2 separate regions of the Mus musculus genome follow, and region 2 is linked to region 1. A link is a contact called in ENCODE POLR2A ChIA-PET data. All regions are on one chromosome and are shown on one strand. Each heading gives the region's core, a stretch centred on a gene start or an enhancer-like site at or near the end of the contact. The rest is flanking DNA. Distances are from core to core; before and after follow the strand shown.

Region 1 (3,447 bases), core at 392-2,891:
TTCCTGCCTATGGATGCCTTGGAATTTTAGCTTTCTTAGTTGATCTAAACTCCAAAAAAGTATTAAGTCTCTTTGCTAATGTTTACTTAATGCTAAACTCAATACAGGAAGTCAGATACTAAAGAGTAGTTACATTAGGCACAGAAATTTATAAACCATCTGCTGCAAGTGACCCAGGATCCAATTACAACATCAACCCTCACATTTCATCCAACAGTCAAATTACCAGTCCAGTCATGAATAAGTTCATTCTACCCTATTGGCGCATTAGATCGGTTTGCACGATCTCTAGAGAGGGGCTGAACTGTCTTAGCCTAGCCCTAGAGCATCAGGTCCTAAGTGGAGTGCAAAGTTAGCGTCAGGACATTTTAAATAGGAGGCAAACTCCAGCGTCGCCTGTACCATCGCAACCAGCCCATGCTCCCGAATTTATGAGTTTATCACATCACTTGAGATGAGAGTGAAATTAAGTTTCAGTCCCTTTTGAGATTTCTGAGCGCACCAAGTCTGACTGCTATCGTTTCAAGGGGCTGAAAGAGTGCGAATACAGCTGGAGAAAAACTACTTTGGTGCAGGAATTCGTGTCTTTTTCCGCGCACCATTGGGGGCCGCACCGGTCGGGTCCCGCGCGATGCCCTGGCGTGAGTTTGGGGGCGCAGCGGGGCCCGGCGGGGGCGGCGAGCGCGCGTTCCCCCGCCCGCTCGGGCGGCGTCGAGGCGCGAGCAGCTCAGCCAGCCTTGCAGAGGGAGCTCTCGGCAGCTCAGGGGTCCCCTCTGCTCGCAGCCACAGCAGCGCCGCCTGCGACACTCGGCGGCGACGGAGACCGGCAGCGGGGACGATCGGACTACGAGAGACTAGAGAGCACCCCAGCTGCTGGAGAAGCAACGCAGGGAGATCGGGTAGGTTCCGGGACCGGCTGGACTTGAAGATGGGGAGTCTGAGGCGCGTCGGTCGGGACCCGACACCCACACGGTTCCGGGACCTGGCTAAGCGGCCGGCCGAGGGTTCAGAACCCCTAGGCGAAGCAAGCGGCGGCAACCGAGCCTCAGAGGGTCCAGACTCGGTAAGGGGTATCCGTCGCGGGAGGGGCAGAGGGCGGGCCGTGGCCCGAAGATCAGCCGGGCCAAAAGCCGGCCTCGAGGGTAGAGACAAAGGAAGGAAAATGGAGTCGCCGAGCGCGCAGGCCTCTGTCGCCACCGCCGCCAGAGGCCTACCATGTTGGGAGGAGGGAAGCTTAGCGGGCGGGCGGGCGGGCGTGGAGGGGGTTGGCCAGGCCCTGGCGGCGGCGCCGGGCAATGGCGGCGGCCGCGCCGCAGCAGGGACGGTAGAGGGAGACAAACACCCCCCGGCGGCGGCGCTGGCGCTGGCGCCGGGCTGCAGCCAGCGCCGACCGGAGCGGCCCCATCGTGACACCTAGAGGCGGCCCGCGAAACCTCCTCCACCCCGGGCCCCCTTTACCTTCGCGCCACACCCCCCGCGGCGCCCGCTCCGCCGCCGCTCCACCGCTCCGGCCACCTGGCGTCCCCGGCCGGCTCCGCGCGCCCGCACCGGCTGCTGCTGGTCGCCGCTGCCGCCAAAGAAGCAGCTCCGCGCACGGTTTAATCGCTCCACAGGCTCGGACACAAAATGGCGGCGGCGCGGTGCAGTGCGCCTGCGTCGGCGCTGCCGGGGCCGCGGGTGCTGATAAGGGAAGAGTCGGGTGGGGGGGGCCGGCCGGCGGCGACGAGGGCGGGGGAGGAAAGGTGAGGGGAGGGGTTGGCGCAGGGCAGCATGGGAGGCGGCCCCGGGCGCCAACTTTCAAAAGCCGGCGCGATGGCGTCACGGGGATGCGCCGCGAGGCGCGGCGTCACGCCGCACGCGCCCTCCCGCGCCCTCGCCGGGTCGCGCGTGGGCTCTGCCGGCGGCGCGGAGGCGGCCTGGTTCCCATTGGGGTGGGGCTTCCCTGGGCGGAGGCTGGCGGCTTCTGGGCGATCGGGTCTCCGCCTAGTTGCCCTGATTTCCTTAGCTCGCTCATTTTCCCTCCAAGCTGCGAAGGGCGGGAGGACGACGGGGAGCTGAAGTAAGCGCGCGGGGCTGGGGCCGTGGGGGTTGAGGAAGCGCCAGGGTTCTACCCTGCCCGGTCTCCTCCCACCCGGGGTTAGCTCTGCACCCTGTCCCGCCGCCGAGTCAAATGCAGTGAGTTCCCGCACTCTCTCACTTCTCCGACACTTGCCCAGTGCTCAAGATCGACTGCTAGGGGCTTCGCCCGGGGATCTTAGTAGTCTTCCTCCCAAGAAAAGGGCCTTAGAAAACCGAATGTGAAATTAAGAGAATCGGGACAGAGTCACCTCAGTCCGGAGATATAGCAGACCACACCACAGCAGTCGTGTTTAGCTGTATTTGGCACCGTGAACGTCTAAGTTTTTAAGACTGTTCTTTTTATTTCGGTTCCCAGTCGGTGGTACTTAATCCCTTCCCTTTCCCGGGAAGACCCTATTGGCAGGTGTTCTAATCATCTTCTCTCCCCGCCCCCCATAGCCTTGGAATGTGACTCGGGATTGTAGTCCCAGTTCTCTTGCTTTAGCTGTTTGGATAACAAATGCACCTGGCAGCAAGCTTCTGCCCTATTCATATACATCTGGGCTGTGTTGTGGGTATGCTGGTCCATTATCAATAGATATTGTTTATTCCCCCCAAAAGAATCGGAAAGTTAGAAGCATGTAAGATCCCACTGTTCAGATGTCAGTAACTAAGGCAAATGTGTTTAAACATCTTGAGTCCATTCACCCACTGTTGTGGAGCTTCCCTCCATGACTGGACTTAGAGGAAAGATAGAAGAGAAAGTCCAAGATTAGAAAGAGGATAATAGACAAGGAAGTAAACAGAAAGACAAGTCTAGACTGTTGGATTGTAGAATCCAAGACCAGAAGTAAGTTTGAGGCAGGAAGAGAGGTTTCTGGTTTTCAGATGCTGAGAGTTCCGGTACAGTTCAGCCAGAGGCTTAGCTATTGAGTTTATTACCTTGGAGATAGCTGGGAAAGATCATGGTGACTTTAGCTTGACTCATATGGATTAACTGAAGAGGTTAACCTGAGTAGAATGGGTTAAAAAGTAAACAGGAGAGTAAGGAAATAGAGACAGTGCATGAAGGCAGCCTGAGTTCTGCTGTGGGTAGAGCAGACATTGGGGAATAGGTGCAGAAGGATGTGAGGTCAGGGGGGAGTTTTGTTCTGTCTCCCTTTGGGCGGTATGAATCCAACCCAAAGCCATGGTCTCTGCCCTTGAGCATCATCTCAACTCTGGGGATGTTTTAAAAGGTGGTAGAGGGGGTCAAGTGGTGATGGCTTACACATTTAATCCTAACACTTGGGAGATAGAGGCAGCCAGATCACTTTGAGTTTAAAGCCAGCCTGTTCTACAGAGTTACTTATAGCCAGTGCTACACAGAGAAACCCGTCACACACACAC
Region 2 (3,447 bases), core at 505-3,004, 260 kb before region 1:
AAGCAGGACTGACCTCAAACTTAGAGCAATCCTCCTGCCTCAGTCTCTTAAATGCTGGAATTACAGGTGTGCACAACTATGCCCTGACTGCATCATTTTCACAATTTTCTGAAAAGGGGACACAGCTCAGTTGTTAGAATGCAAAATGCCCAGGATCAATCACTGTACAGGGGGAGGAAGGAGACTTAAAAAAAACTTTAAAAGCACAGATTTCTACCTCATATCTTGTTTCTTTCTTATTTTTTGTTTTGCTTCATGAGACAGGGTCTCACTCTGTAGTCCTGGCTGACTTGGTACTCGATATGCAGTCTGGGATCATCTCAAGTACCATGGTAATCCTGCTCCTTCTGCTTCGCAAATGCTGGGGTTACAGCATTTAAGCTACCATACATTGTAAGCTGACCATGTAGCTAAGTGAAAAGGGTTCAGGCCCTGAGTTCAATTTCCATCAACGAAATCAGCAGAAAAATAAAGTGAAGACTCCCCCCACCCCACCCCCAAGACAGCCTCACTATATCAGACTGTCCTTTAACTTTTGGGCATCCTCCTGCTTCTCTCTCAGGAGTGCGGTGATCACAGGCATGCACCACCAAACCAGGGCTTTGGAGTATTTTGTTTTTGAGACGGGGTCTCATATAGCCCAGGTTCGTCCTAAATGTACTATGTAGCCTAAACTAGCCCTTATTGATCGGAAGTGTAGTCTACCACATCTAGAGAAGAGTAAAACTCTTGAATTTGTATCTTGAAAAAAAATACTTCAAGATGTCACTGTTTGCTGTGACTATCTCAAAATGCTGGCCATGACAGATGTTCCCCCAAGGCTTAATCTGTATCTATTCAAGTCAGTGTCCCGATAGCTTTAACTAAACACTACTACTGTGTGAACGCAGGAGACAGTTTTCCAAGGAAAAGACATTGGTGATAGATTCAAAAAGACACAGGTTAATTTCCTCTACTGGTGAGTGAGGGTGGAAATGAACGGAAGTTTCACAAACCGAGAAAGCAGCTATCTGAACCTCGAGGGTATGAAACCACAGAGTTAATAGGAGGCTCACATGCCTCAACAAAACACTACATAATCGCAGTACAGACGTGCCCAGGCGTTCTCTGCAGGGCTAGGTAGGCCACATCCGATTATGATAAGCTTTGAATGCTGCAGGCTACAAGGTTTAGTTTTTCCCTACAGTGACTAAGGAGGCAATTTTAACGAGTGATTTTTCTGGTGCGAATTATACACGCAGCAGCTTCAGAGGACTGAGCGGGGCTCTCCTTATAAGTATGACAGGTTTGCCTTGCAAGCGACCCAGCTGGACTCTGGCCCTTTTTCCAGCCAGTACATGGAAGCGATCGATGGCCCCCGCAGGACCCTGGCGTTCAGTCGCAAGGGAAGGGTGTGGAGTAGGCGCCGCACACAACAAGGTTAGATCAACCTGACCCGCGCTGGACGCGGGACGGCTGGGCCACAGACAGGCAGATGACCAAGTCCATCGGGCCTAACGCGGCAGGAGGTTTCGAGGCCATGCCTGGGGACCGCGGGTAGCCACAGCCCGGCCTGCTCCCCAGCCCACAGGCCCCAGTGCACGGGGACCGAGGGCTCGGAGTCGCGCCAGGCCCTGGCTGCGCCCGCGGCTGAACTCGCAGGCCCCTCACGCCGGTCAGGCCGAAGCCCCGAGCCGGAAGGCCTCACCTCGCGCGGGCGGCGGGCTCTCCGGAGTCTCGGCGGCTCAGCCCACCGTCTCCCAGCCCAGGCCACGGGCGCCGCCGCCATCCTCCCGCGTCAGCGTGGTGGCGTCATTACTGCGCGCGCCTGACGCCAAAACAAACTTGGGCGGCCAAGGGACGGAAGGGAGGCGGAGCCTCCAGACGCGAACGCAAGTGTGTGTAGGGGGGGGGGGGGGTTCGGAGTGCCTGCCAATCAACGTCTTCGGGGCGGAGCAGAGCTCTTTTCCAGGGGTGGGTCTGTTTGCCGCTAGACACCGCTGGGGAGCCATTTGTGGAGGGAAAAGTTCTGGGAAAGGTAATGACCGAGAGAAATGGAAAAAAAATGGCAAGATTCTTCTATAGATGAAGGAGTTCTTGAAGGGCAAGGGAGTGTGTCATCACGCCAGGGCTAATTTTTTTTAATGTATTGATGCAAAAACAAATGAATCACGAGATTTATAACATAAAATAAAAAGTAAAAAAGATTGTTAATGTATTGATGCAAACACAAATGAATCACGAGATTTATAAAATAAAATAACGAATAAAAAAGATTGTTACCAAGCTTGACATGGTGGGCACATTCCTTTAATCTCAGCACTCAGGCAGGAGGATCTCTGAGTTCCAAGCCAGTGTGGTCTACAAAGCTAGTTCCAGGACAGTCAGGGCTATTACAGAGAAACCTGTCTCAAAAATAAACAAAGAAGCTGGACGTGGGGGCACACGTCTTTAATCCTAGCACTCGGGAGGCAGAGGCAGGCAGATTTCTGAGTTCGAGGCCAGCCTGATCTACAAAGTGACTTCCAGGACAGCCAAGGCTATACAGAGAAACCCTGTCTTGAAAAAAAAACAAAAAATTAATTAATTAAAAAAATAAAGATTTTTTTTTTTGTACTAACACACTAGGTTTTGAAACAACTTTTACTTTTTTAAAAAAGACAAAACATCGTTAGCCTGTAATCCTAGTACTTTGGAAGCAGCAACAAGAAAGACTTTAGTTTGAGGCTAGCCTGGTGTATTTATTAAGGTCCTATCTCAATAAAAAAATTCATCAGTGTGTTCCCACATGCCTATAATCCTGGCACTCAGGAATTTAAGGGGATATTGCAGTGAGAGGTTTAAAAAAAAAAAAAGGCCAGGTTATAGAAGTTATAAGTTTTCTTGGGATACAGATTAAGACCATCTTTCAAAATGGCAGCAATGAAATTTGTTTCTCAAAGGGTTATGGGATTACTAAAAACATGAACTTTAACCCAGCCTGGTGTGATTTGGGAAGCAGAGGGGGGACCTCTGAGTTCAAGGCCTGCATGGTCTGTCTATAGCAACAGGATACCCAGGGCTGCTGCACAGGGAGACCTTGCCTAAAAAAAACAGCATGAGGAGGGGTGATACCCAGAGTAGGGCTTCCCCTTCTCAAAAGAGACAGGGAAAGTGGATGGGGGAAGGACCTGTGTGACTGATTACTGAGAGGAAAGGAAGGGGTGATAAAGTGAATAAATAAATAATTTTTAAAGGTTTATTTTTTTTATGTAAGTACACTGTAGCTGTCTTCAGACACACCAGGAGGAGGCGTCAGATGTCATTACGGATGGTTGTGAGCCACCATGTGGTTGTTGGGATTTGAACTCATGAACTCTGGAAGAGCAGTCAATGCTCTTAACTGCTGTGCCATCTCACCAGCCCAATAAATAATTTTAATAACAACAAAAAAGGAGCATTGATTTTGGGGCCAAATCTGGGATCAAA

What was found. ChIA-PET counts read pairs that join two places held with the same protein, here RNA polymerase II (POLR2A).
Region 2: POLR2A ChIA-PET joins it to region 1 with 10 read pairs in Patski. The contact joins the promoter of Pskh1 here to the promoter of Ctcf in region 1. POLR2A ChIA-PET finds 5 or more read pairs at or near these places in 3 of 5 experiments (Patski and embryonic stem cell).

The regions. Positions count from the first base shown.
Region 1 is chr8:105,634,732-105,638,178 of GRCm38, reverse strand. Ctcf (CCCTC-binding factor) reads right to left here and starts at 1,641. Exons shown (of 12, transcript NM_181322.3): 1 at 1,459-1,641. It overlaps Gm5914 (predicted gene 5914), which reads left to right and starts at 705. Exons shown (of 2, transcript NR_151742.1): 1 at 705-899.
Region 2 is chr8:105,898,781-105,902,227 of GRCm38, reverse strand. Pskh1 (protein serine kinase H1) reads right to left here and starts at 1,754. Exons shown (of 3, transcript NM_173432.2): 1 at 1,688-1,754.